Regions from separate parts of the Homo sapiens genome. Here region 1 is linked to region 2. Evidence: chromatin loops called from intact Hi-C (ENCODE). Cell type or tissue: CD4-positive, alpha-beta T cell. All regions are shown on one strand. Links, peaks and the distances in the headings refer to the core of each region. The heading gives the core; the rest is flanking DNA.

Region 1 (5,378 bases), core at 95-5,094, 580 kb after region 2:
ATTCAGCCAGGCAGTGATAGGAAGAAAAGGGGAACTGATAACTTTCAGGAACAGAAGCAAAGTAACACAAATCTCATGGCACTGTGGCACATGACAAGTCACAGGATCAGGGCGGGGGTTCATGCAGGAATGTAACACGGGAGATGAGCTGCCCTTGAGGACAGGGCGGTGGTCAGGAAATGGCAGACTCCACTCTTTCTGAAAAGAGGCCAGGAGTCCTGGTCTCAGGTCCTTGGGTACTGCAGAGCAGACGTCATTAGACATTTCCTTTGAGTAATCAGGACTGCAGGTAATGAATTACTCCCTTGGGAAGTGGGTTTGGGGCTGCAAAGTGGGGACAGTGATCCTACACTGATCTCCAGAGTCAACTCAGTCTTCAAGAGTACATTCTAGAAAGACTTTGGGATCTTTACATCCACAGAGCCAAGGCAAGATCCCAAGAGCTCTGGAGAATGCTCTTTCAGAGTCCCAGAGGAGTGGAGAAATGACCATTTGGTCCAGGACACTTGCTGATTTGGGAAGGGGCGGCCTTGCCAGTCTGTGGAGCCAGGGTCTGAGTAGAATCATCACAGAGTACTCTGCCCAGAAAGAGTTACAGTGGCCCCACCACATGCAGAATTTAGAAACTGCCATGCCATACAATACTAGTAAAAATATTAACAGGGTTCCAGTTTTCCCCACGATAAACACTTCAATATTTTTTTCTAAAATATCAAATCATTTCCATTTTTTCTCATTTTCTAGGGCTTTGTTTGCCTAGTCTGCTTCGGGTAACGATGTGCTAGGCATGGCCCCAGGAGGCTCCAGCAGACTTTGTTAACTGGCAAGAGGCTGCTTTTGTGCATCACAGCAGGAAGAAAGTCTACATGTGAAAAGCTTCCTGCTTGGAACATGGGGGTCAAGAGGACTTGCTCCTAAGGAGGAGAATATCTGTCCTGGGCAGGCTCTGTTCTCCCCCACAGGGCTTCTCTGGGTGGGCCCCTCAGCCCCATCTGCAGAGCGGAGGCTGAAGGACCAAGAGCAGGTCATGTGGGTCTGAGGGCACCTGGGATGAACTGTCACCCTGAGAACTATCTGTTGAACGCAGCCTTCTCTTCGGTGACACTTAGTCCCAATCTAAGGGTCTCTGGCATGGAGCGTGTCAACTCAGCATGCAAGCTCTGCTGCACCGGCCATCCCTCTTCCACAGATGCTCTTGCCTGCCTTTCCCTGTACTCAATCCCACCCTCGCTCTGTGTCCATCCCTAAACCCACTGTAGCTGGAAGTCCATTTCTCTCCTTCTATGGGGCACTTACATTCTTCTGACCTTTCACCTGTGTTGCCTACACTTAGCTTTTCCTTTTAACTTTTAATCTGTTTTGGGCTCATATCTAAAGTCTATCATATGCTCCAGAAGGCCAGGGTCATTTTTTTTTCTATTCTCTGTGTGTCCTGCACAGTCCCTAACACATAATAAGTGCTCCTCTGTGTCCCTTTTTCCTCAAAAAGCTTGCTGATAATAGCTCAATTACAGGACACATACATCACCTTCACACATTACCTAGAACAGTGGCCCTTAACCTCTTAAGAGTGACTATATTCTTAAGAATATAGTGAAAGCGACAAACCCCTCCTCAAAAAGATGCACATGGACATATATGGAAAAATTGCTTCATGCAAATTTCAGGATTTTACAGCCCCTCTGCAACCTGTTCAGCCATTGACTCTAAGCTAAGAAACACTGTTTAAACCGGTTCTTTTAACTGCACTGCGAGGTGGCTGCACAGACATTGTGGCCTGTGTTTAACAGGTGGGAAAAACTGAGGGTTGGAGATGGGGAGAGACTCCTCCAGACTGCTCTATATGGTTGATTGGTGTGGCTCCTTGCCCAGTGCCCACATCTCCTTTGATATCTATTTTGCAGATTTGCCCTGAGAAGTGCAAAATCAACACAGAAATATCTCTTCCATCAGTACCTGTGCATCAGGGCAGAAACTGTAATTCTTGTCATTCTTGCCCTTGCTATGATGTTTGGCATCTGATGAAACAGTGCCTCACAAAGTCCAGCTGCAATTCTTGCCAGGGCTGAAGCGAGTTCCTCTCCTGGTGTCAGAGGACAGCTTGCTTATTGTTGTAAATTTTTTATTTTCTCATCAGAGGCTCCCAGCTGTCTCTCCAAATCTGAATACAAGAAGTCAAATGTGAGAGCAGCCAGGTGGAGTTATTAGCATTGCGGCAGACCTTCTCATCTCAGCAGCTGCATCAGTTATTCTCGTGTGTTGGCTTGAGATGCCCTGCACCAAACCATGGGCCCTTTACTCAATCGACCCCATGATTCGGAAGGCCCCGGCATCTCGGCAGGCAAATGACGTGATGAGGAAGGAGTCATGGAAGGGCATTGAGCCAGCACCTTACACAGCAGCTTCAGTTTCCACTGTCAGTGCGTGATATGTGAATGAAAATCCCTGCGTAGTCATTAATGCATAATGCCTCAGTCACTGCCTCAAAAATCAATCTTTTACTGCCTCAACGAGGAAAAAAAACAATCCCACTGCTCTCCCAGGCCCTGTAGTGTGAGTCTATCATGGCCACTTGGGCATCACTTGGGCTCAGCTCCCTGACATGACAGAGTGTAATAGCTTCATAAAAAAGCAAGAGTGGTGGTTTTTTCAAACACCATTTGCTGTGTTTGAACAAATGTGCTTCATCACAGCTCCGCCTGCCTGTGGGCTGCTCTGTAGCTGACAGATAGCCCCAGCCTAAGGAAGCTAAGGTAAAGATACATGAAGTTCACCTTCCTGCACACTCAAAATATTCAAATCTTCTCTAACCACAGCCACAGGGCTCGTGCCAAATAGGTGTGCCCCTTCCTTGAATTTGTATGTGTGAATATTTCAAGCAGTGATGGCCCTGTATACCTTCTAAGGAAAAATATGTCTCTCAAATCAGCTGTTGTTGTTACTTTTTGCCCTTGTGGTTTCCCGGCATGACCCCAGGCACCTGTTAGTAGCTGTTGTGCTCCAAGACCACAACCTCCTAAACAAAGGTATTTATATTTCAAAGGGGATGAGGCCTTATTCAGTTCCTTCCTTCCCCACCTCCTTTAAGAAAATTCCAGCATTTGGGCTGGGCGTGGTAGCTCACTCCGGTAGTCCCAGCACTTTGGGAGGCCGAGATGGGTGGATCTCTTGAGGACAGGAGTTCGAGACCAGCCTGGCCAACATGATGAAACCCCATCTCTACTAAAAACACAAAAATTAACTGGGCATGATGGTACATGCCTGTAGTCCTAGCTACTCAAGAGGCTGAGGCAGGAGAATTGCTTGAACCCAGGAGGCAGAGGTTGTAGTGAGCCAAGATCTTGCCATGCACTCCAGCCTGGGAGACAGAGTGAGACTCCATCTCAAAAAAGAAAAAAAGAAAAGAAAATTCCAGTGTTTGACTAGCGTGCACTGTGATAGCCTGTCAGGGAGAAATATTTGGCCAGAGGTGTAAGTGGCTGCTGTGCACTGTTGTGTTAAAATGACGGTGACTCTAGGAGTCAGGACACTGTGTAGGACATCACTGAGCATCATGTCTGGTACTTTCTCTCAGCCTCCTTTGGGAATCACCTGCATCAGTGGTTCTCAACCAGGGGTAGTTCAGGAGACATTGTCAATGACTGGGGATACTGCCAGTGTTTTTGATATCATAACTTGGGAGGAAGAGGAGGAGGAGGAGTGCTACTGGCATCCATTGGGGAGAGGCCAAGGATGCTGCTCAACATCCAGCAGGGCACAGGACAGCCCCCCACAACCAAGAATTATCCAGCCCAAATGTCAATGGTGCCAACGTTCAGAATCACTGGCTACATTGACTAAGTCACTGCCACTTTCGCACTACAGTCTGTTCCAATAATCTGTGGTAGAGATACACATCTGGATAGGAAAATTGTCATCCTTCTTCAATTCATTTAAATTTCATAAAAATGTATTGGATGTCTAACCTGTGTAAGGGCCATGGGAATGATGACAGAGAGCGTCTCGGCCTTCCAGAAACTTAAGTCCAGTGACAGAGACAGACAAGTGCGTACCAACCATGCAATGCCATATCAGGAGCGGGTGGCGAGTGCTGTCACAGCATACAAGGGGCTGGGAACCTGAGAAGCAGAGATGACCTCCAGCCGGCCCAGAGGGCAGGCAGGCTATGCAAAGTTTTCAGAAAAAAATAGATGTGAGCTGTGGGGGCTGCAGGGATGAGGAAACCTCACACAGGTGAAGCAGGACGGGGAGCTCTGAAGACTCAGGGAAGAATGTGAGCAAAGGCAGAGATGCTGCCTGGTGGGATGGTGGGAAAGGAAGTAAGGGGCTGACTTCTGTGGCTTGCCCTAGGCCGCCTGGTGCACTAGGGTGGAGGAGGCTGACTTTCTTCCTTTTGTTACATTTACTATTTTGGAATAGTGGGCCACATATTTACATTTCAGACTTTTATAGTCTCTTCCTTTGTTTGCTACGGTCACATTAATATTCAGTAGAGAATCTTGCCATTTTTATGCAGTATTTAGTGGAGAAGAGACTTTTCACCTAAAAGTAAATTACAAGTTTCTCCTGCAGAGAGTGGTAGCTCATGCCTGTAATCCCAACACTTTGGGAGGCTGAGGTGAGAGGACTGTTTGAGACCAGGGATTTGGGACCACTGGCAATATAGTGAGACCCCATCTCCACAAAAAATAAAACAATTAGCCTGGTGTGGTGGCGCACGCCTGTTGTCTCAGCTACTCCGGAGGCTAAGGTGGGAGAATCGCCTGAGGTGGGAGCATTGCCTGAGCCCAGGAGGTCGAGGGTGCAGTGAGCCATGATTGTGCCACTGCACTCCAGTCTGGGTGACAGAGCAAGACCCTGTTTCAAAAAAAAAGATTTCTCCTGAGGCCAGAACTAAATAAGCTGCTGTATTTGGTTCAGTCGTTAGTAATTCACATGAATCACAATTTGGTTTTAGAAAAACTCATTTTTAGTGCATATATTTGAAAATATCTCAGAATCATGGATTCCAGAGACGGAAGAGATCTTGAGAAATGCTCAGGTTCAGTTTTGTCTGGTCCAACCAGATAAGCTATTTTCGTCATCATTTCACAGATGAGACAATTAAACATCTGCACATTTTAGACAGAAAATAAGCCTACGTTAAGTGGCAGGATTTTTAAACCTGATGCATTTGCTAAGTGGTGCAGTACTCGAGATTTGGAGGTGAGAGAGTAACTATTGTCCAGACTCAATTGCCCAGAGATCAAGGAGGTAGACTTGGGGGTAGAGGGATACAGGCTTAAAGGGCAGTAGGAAGCCACCCAAGCTCAAGATTTATTGGAGGGCAGATTCTCATCTCTATACTGATTGAGTGACCCCAGCCAGTGAGATCTCCT
Region 2 (5,378 bases), core at 238-5,237:
CTGTACACTTGGGAAAAGCTACTATCCTCACAGAGGCTCACTTTCCTCACCTGAAAACAGAGGAAACATAAAGCACCATCTGAATGAGTTAACAATGTGGTTACAGCACCTCACTCACAGCTGGGGCAAACAAACGTAAGCTCCATTTCTAGAATGCCCTAGGTAAGGCATGTAAAACTCTCCTTTCTCTGGATCTCTTCTCAGAGGTAATCATGGGAGAAGTCCAAGGCCCTGAAATTATAATATGATGAAAATCTAATGGAGATAGCCAAGCTGCAGGGCTGCACAGGATCTGTGATGAAGTCATGTAAGATTCAAGCCATGGAGTTGGCAGTGTAATTTTCTTATAGCCCTTTTTTTCCTCCTAAAATTTTGCTCTGAAACTCTTTATGCCCTTTAAGCTGATTTAATCATAAATTTTCCAGGGTTAATCTATTCAGCCTGAAAGGTGATCTTGTGCCTGTGACTTTATTTTCAAAGATGTCTCTAGAAAAAAAAAACAACTCAATAATAGGATTAACTCATTCATTCAGTTGATATTCACTGAATACTTACTATTTAAGCACTGTTTTGGGCACTTGGAGAAGCAGAAGTTAATAAACAAAAATCCTATCCTTAGAAAAATCACATTCTTGTTGGGGAGACAGACAAAAAGTTAGTAAGAAAGTTACATTAGATGGTGATAATAGAATGGAGAAACAAACTAATCATGGGAGGGGGCTAGGAAGTTATGGGGGTAGATTTTAGTTAGGATGACCTAATAGGAGGAAATGGTGGGCAGTGGGGAGGGGGTTTGGAAAATAGCTTGGACTCCTCCAAAATAGCAAAGGTATGGCATTAAGAGTCAGACCTCAATTCAAATCCTCTTTCTGTTACGAGCCAATTGATCTTAGGCAAGTTATTGAACTTCTCTTGTCCCTGGTTTTCTTATCTGTAGAACGTAGGTAATAATATCTGCTCTATAGGGTTATTGTGAGGATTATTTGAGATAATATACACAAAATGCTTAGGATGTTGCCTAGTAACTACTCGAAATTTAGAGCTACCATTTTTGTTATTATTACTGTTTGTATAGTACTGCTGTAATTTTTTTATGCAGGAAATTACCTTGATGCAATTGTAGTCTCCAGGTCTACTACCAGGTTATCCTAGAGGTCTCAAAGAAGAAGGCTAACACAACAAATTAAGATGCATGAGTCACATGGTTTATCAAATCAATTAAAACACATTATGAGAAGAAAGAGGGGAAGAGATAGGGACAGTTAAAATAATTACACTAGAATTCACGCAGGAGAAAGAACCCAGCTACTTAAATCTTGGGACACACAGTGCTCATGTGACCTGTTCTCTCTATCTACCACATTGACCTTCTCCGTGGTGTGATTATATAGGTCAAATCTGAGGTTTCAGCAAGGGGCTCAGCAAGGAAAAGATGCCCGGGTCAGTAGTATACTTGGAAAGACACAGGGACAAGCCCACCTGGCCATGACCTGTAGCTCATCATTTGGCCTGATGAACAGCTAAGGACTATTTGCATTCCTTGCACAGAGGATTTCTGTGGCTAGAATGGGGGTCACCAATGGGTGGCTGACTGAAGACTTAAGTTCTCATATTTTATGTATTTATATTTAGTATATTTCAAATGTTTGATGTCGTATGCATATGGATATGTTGTCAATATCACCTCTTTCCATTCCTCCCTCCTATCTGTGTTCAGCATGCACATTCTCTACTTTGTTGATGGCCACTATGACTCAGGGGTTACTAATCCACTTAGTTTTACCATGCTCATCATATAAATTCTGCCTATGTCTCACAAGCTACTTGCATCTCCACCCAGTTTCATTTATCCTCTTTCTTTGTTTCACTTTCTTTCTTGAGCAGAACTGAATAATCTTAAGTCATACAGCAAAGGCACATTACAGAGTTCACCACTCTCAGTTGTTGACATGTTGCCTCAGGTCCGGCAAATCTTCCAGGCCTGTTGAAAAATTTCCAGCATTAACAAGAGGCCCACAAAGTTCTGACTGTGGATCATTCTGATATGCATCTATAAGAACAGAGCCCCTGGTTAACAAATGATCTTTTCCAACTGGGTTCCATAGAAAGAACAAGAGCTTTAGAGAAATTACCTTTACTAGAACTACTGAGAAGTTAACAATTGCCAAGGCTGCAGAAAATATGTGAAGAGCTGGCTTTAAAGAAAACTATACTCCAGAAAAACAATTGTACTCATCTGGTGTTGTATTTTCCGCTTTCTTTGGAAATCAGTGATTCCCAACCTTATTCCATAAAGTCCTGGTTTGAAGGGAAGATTCTAAAGAAGGATATGCTTATATGCTATGCAGTTTACTTCCTCTATTTTCTCTCCTCCCTCCCCCACCTTTTTTTTCTTTCATGACATCTTTACTCAACAGCGAAGGCAGAAGAGATTCAATCTGTATCATTCAGTAAGTTAAAAAAGGAAAAACAAGGTGGGCCAAATGTTTGGGAGACTATTGTACCTTCTCACAACAAGTCTGTGGACTTCACCAAGCTCCAAAAGGATGCTTTTTTCTTCTTCTTCTTTTTCCCTTAAGTTGTTTTTAGTTAAGAAAAAAGAGAGAGAGAGAGGGAGAACAGAGAGTGCTTCTGCTCACCCCAGCTGTCAGGTGAAAAACAGAGCTGCTTAGTATTCTGGGGCTGTGGGTTTATGACTCATGTGCACTTCCTTCTGTGAGTTGTCATTTCTCTGAGAGATATTTGGAGTTGTGACAAAATTTAACTCCATATTCTGAGGGGATGTTGACTGGATCTCAGGAGAATTCATTTCTGTAAGTTCCTCGATCTGCTGCAGCAGATCTGCAGTGACATGCAGAGGACTTGGAGACTAACATGACTTAGCAGCAACACACTCTGAGGGTTTACTGGCATGCTGATTGAATGCAGTGAGCAGAGCCACCTGTGTCAGGGTAATCGAAAATTCTCAGACAGCCGGGGATAAACAAATACCCTCGAGTCTCTCTCTTACTTTCTGTACAAAAGGAAGTATTAATAATGAGAGTAAGTGGTTTTGTTAACCCCCCTCCTGAATATTTAATATGTGTCCTAAAAAAATATGAGGTCTGCAATCAGAAGGTGAGGGCGTTAGTCTTAGGTATATAAACTTGGCTGAGTTGCTCAGACCTTCAGCTTCTCAGTTTTTCATTTGTAAAATGGGAAGAATAAAAATATTCTAGCTATTTCCAAGATTGTTGTGAAGACAAAATGAGATAAGTGGAAACATGTTATAAATTGTAATTGTCCTGCACAAATATTTTGAGGTTGTTGTTGTTACATATGTTTACACTTTTAGGAATATATAAACCTTGGAAGATGTAATAATCAAAGTTTCAGCCAGACACCAAGAAACAATTGAAATGACATTTTAGAGTGAGATGCCAGTTCTCCATTTGTACTTTCAAATGAAGTGTGCAAGAGCTTGTTCCATAGCTCTTTCTTCCCCCAACTTTTTATTTTGAGAAATTAAAAACTTATAGAAATGGTGAAAGAATAAACACCCAATACTCTTCACCTACATTTACCAAATTGTGCCACATTTTGCCTTTGTTTTTCCCTCTCTTGTTCTTTGCCATTGTGACATTTCATTCATAAATATTTTCTCCAGTATCTCCTGAGAATAAGGCATTCTTCTATATGACCATAACACAATCATCATACTCAAGAATATTCAAGCCATATTCAAATTTTCTAAAATGTCCTTTATAGGATTTATTTGTTTTGCTTTTTTGGGGGGGGCATGAATCCTGCAGTACATTTAATTGTCATGACTGTTAAATTTTTTTATTTTATTCTATTTTAGATTCGGGGGTACATGTGCAGGTTTGTTACATGGGTATATTACATAATGCTGAGCTTTGGGCTTCTAGTGAACTGATCACCCAAATAGTGAACATTGTACCCAATAGGGAGTTTCTTAAGACTCACCACCCTGCCACCCTCCCCTCTTTTGGAGTCCCCATTGTCTAGTATTTCCATCTTCATGTCCTTGTGTAGCCCTTGTTTAGTTCCCCCTTACAAGTGAGAACATGACGTATTTGATTTTCTGATTCTATTTCACTTAGAATAATAGCCTCCAGCTCCGCCCATGTTGCTGCAAAGGACATGATTTCATTCTTTTTTCTGTCTGCATACTATTCCATAGTATTTTCCACACTGTTTTCCGAGGGCCCAGGAGGGTTGCTGCATCCCATTGCTGGTCCTGTTCAGGTTGATCACTCGATTCAAGTGATGTCTGCCAGGTTTCTCCCCTGTGACAGTACCTCTTTAACTTTATAACTAATAAATAACCTAGAATGTGATTATTTGAGACTATGTGAATAGCCTGTCCCCCACAACCTTGTTTTAGCACCCACCAAGGATCCCTGCCTGTGTCCGCTTTTATAAGGAGGGCTGTGAGACGGTGCTTTCCTGATTCCATCAGCTCCTCTTTCTTTAGGAGTTGGTTTTCTTCTACAAAGAGAAGCTTTCCCTTCTGCTCTTACCCTACTCTCTGTTCAGTGACTCTGGAGCTCCTCACTGGCTTCAAAAGTATAAAAGTTGAGAGAGGGGAGTAAAGGGGGTCTAGTGAGAAGGGCACGTATGAAGAAAACTGTGCTGTGAGCTCCATCCACCCCAGCATGGGAGAAGGCTGCCTCTTCATTGCCACCCTGGTTGGGATGGGGGTTTGAAGGCCATTCAGATGGTTTAAAACATTACCCCCATGACTGGGGAGCATAGTGGCCTAGGAGCTGATGCATGCCTGGAAAATCCAGGGGTAAAGAGGTGGGCTGACTATCTGTCTTGGTGGCACCACTGGGGGAGTGCTGACCTCCTGGGACTGGTAGGGAAGGTAGTTACAAATGTCTCCTGTGTGGGGTCTTCTTGAGTCCTGCCCTTCAGGGCCTCCTGGAGGATGAAGGCTGGAGGACAGGGATTTGAGGGAGAAAATAGAGAAACAGAGAAACCAAACATACCTGACACTCTTGTAGTCTTCTAGCCTAAACAGGTCCCAGCTTGGGCAGAGGAAAAGAGTTTGAGTTTGAAGTTTGATTGAGATTGTTGGAGGATGTGCTTATGACTTAAAATGACTTTAGGTCTCTGTATTACCATAGAATGAGCAGAAAAGATGTGGGACCAGTCTGAGTTTTCATCAAGGCCAAAGGATACTTGCTCTACTGAATGTTAAGGACCAGTAGGAGATTTAAAAAAATTAAGCTGAAGGATTACATTATCATTAGTTATGCTTGTTACACGTTTAAATACCTAAGTTTAAATCTGACTTAAATTACATGCACATGCCAAAAAAATTTAACTCTTAGTTTCAGAAACAAATTTGTTTACTTTATATGAAAATACCA

Evidence for each region. A loop is a pair of places that touch in the nucleus more often than their neighbours do. Peaks named below come from ENCODE experiments on the same cell type or tissue, not always from the same donor. Only the 100,000 strongest peaks of a DNase experiment are listed, where the experiment ranks them.
Region 1: it touches region 2 in a loop (5-fold over the local background); 1 of 110 quality-filtered maps calls a loop at or near these places.

The regions. Positions count from the first base shown.
Region 1 is chr3:157,064,482-157,069,859 of GRCh38, forward strand. No RefSeq gene overlaps it. Among named protein-coding and RNA genes, the nearest start is that of LINC02029, 15 kb to the right of the region's middle. RefSeq lists an enhancer at 164-293. In CD4-positive, alpha-beta T cell, for the core only: no CTCF peak of the experiment used is centred there; a DNase peak (open chromatin) is centred at 2,780.
Region 2 is chr3:156,481,771-156,487,148 of GRCh38, forward strand. The region is part of intron 8 of KCNAB1 (potassium voltage-gated channel subfamily A regulatory beta subunit 1); the gene reads left to right. Among named protein-coding and RNA genes, the nearest start is that of KCNAB1-AS1, 38 kb to the left of the region's middle. RefSeq lists enhancers at 1,292-2,491, 1,725-1,984, 2,015-2,104. In CD4-positive, alpha-beta T cell, for the core only: no CTCF peak of the experiment used is centred there; DNase peaks (open chromatin) are centred at 1,841 and 2,691; H3K4me3 peaks cover 1,642 bases; H3K27ac peaks cover 3,177 bases.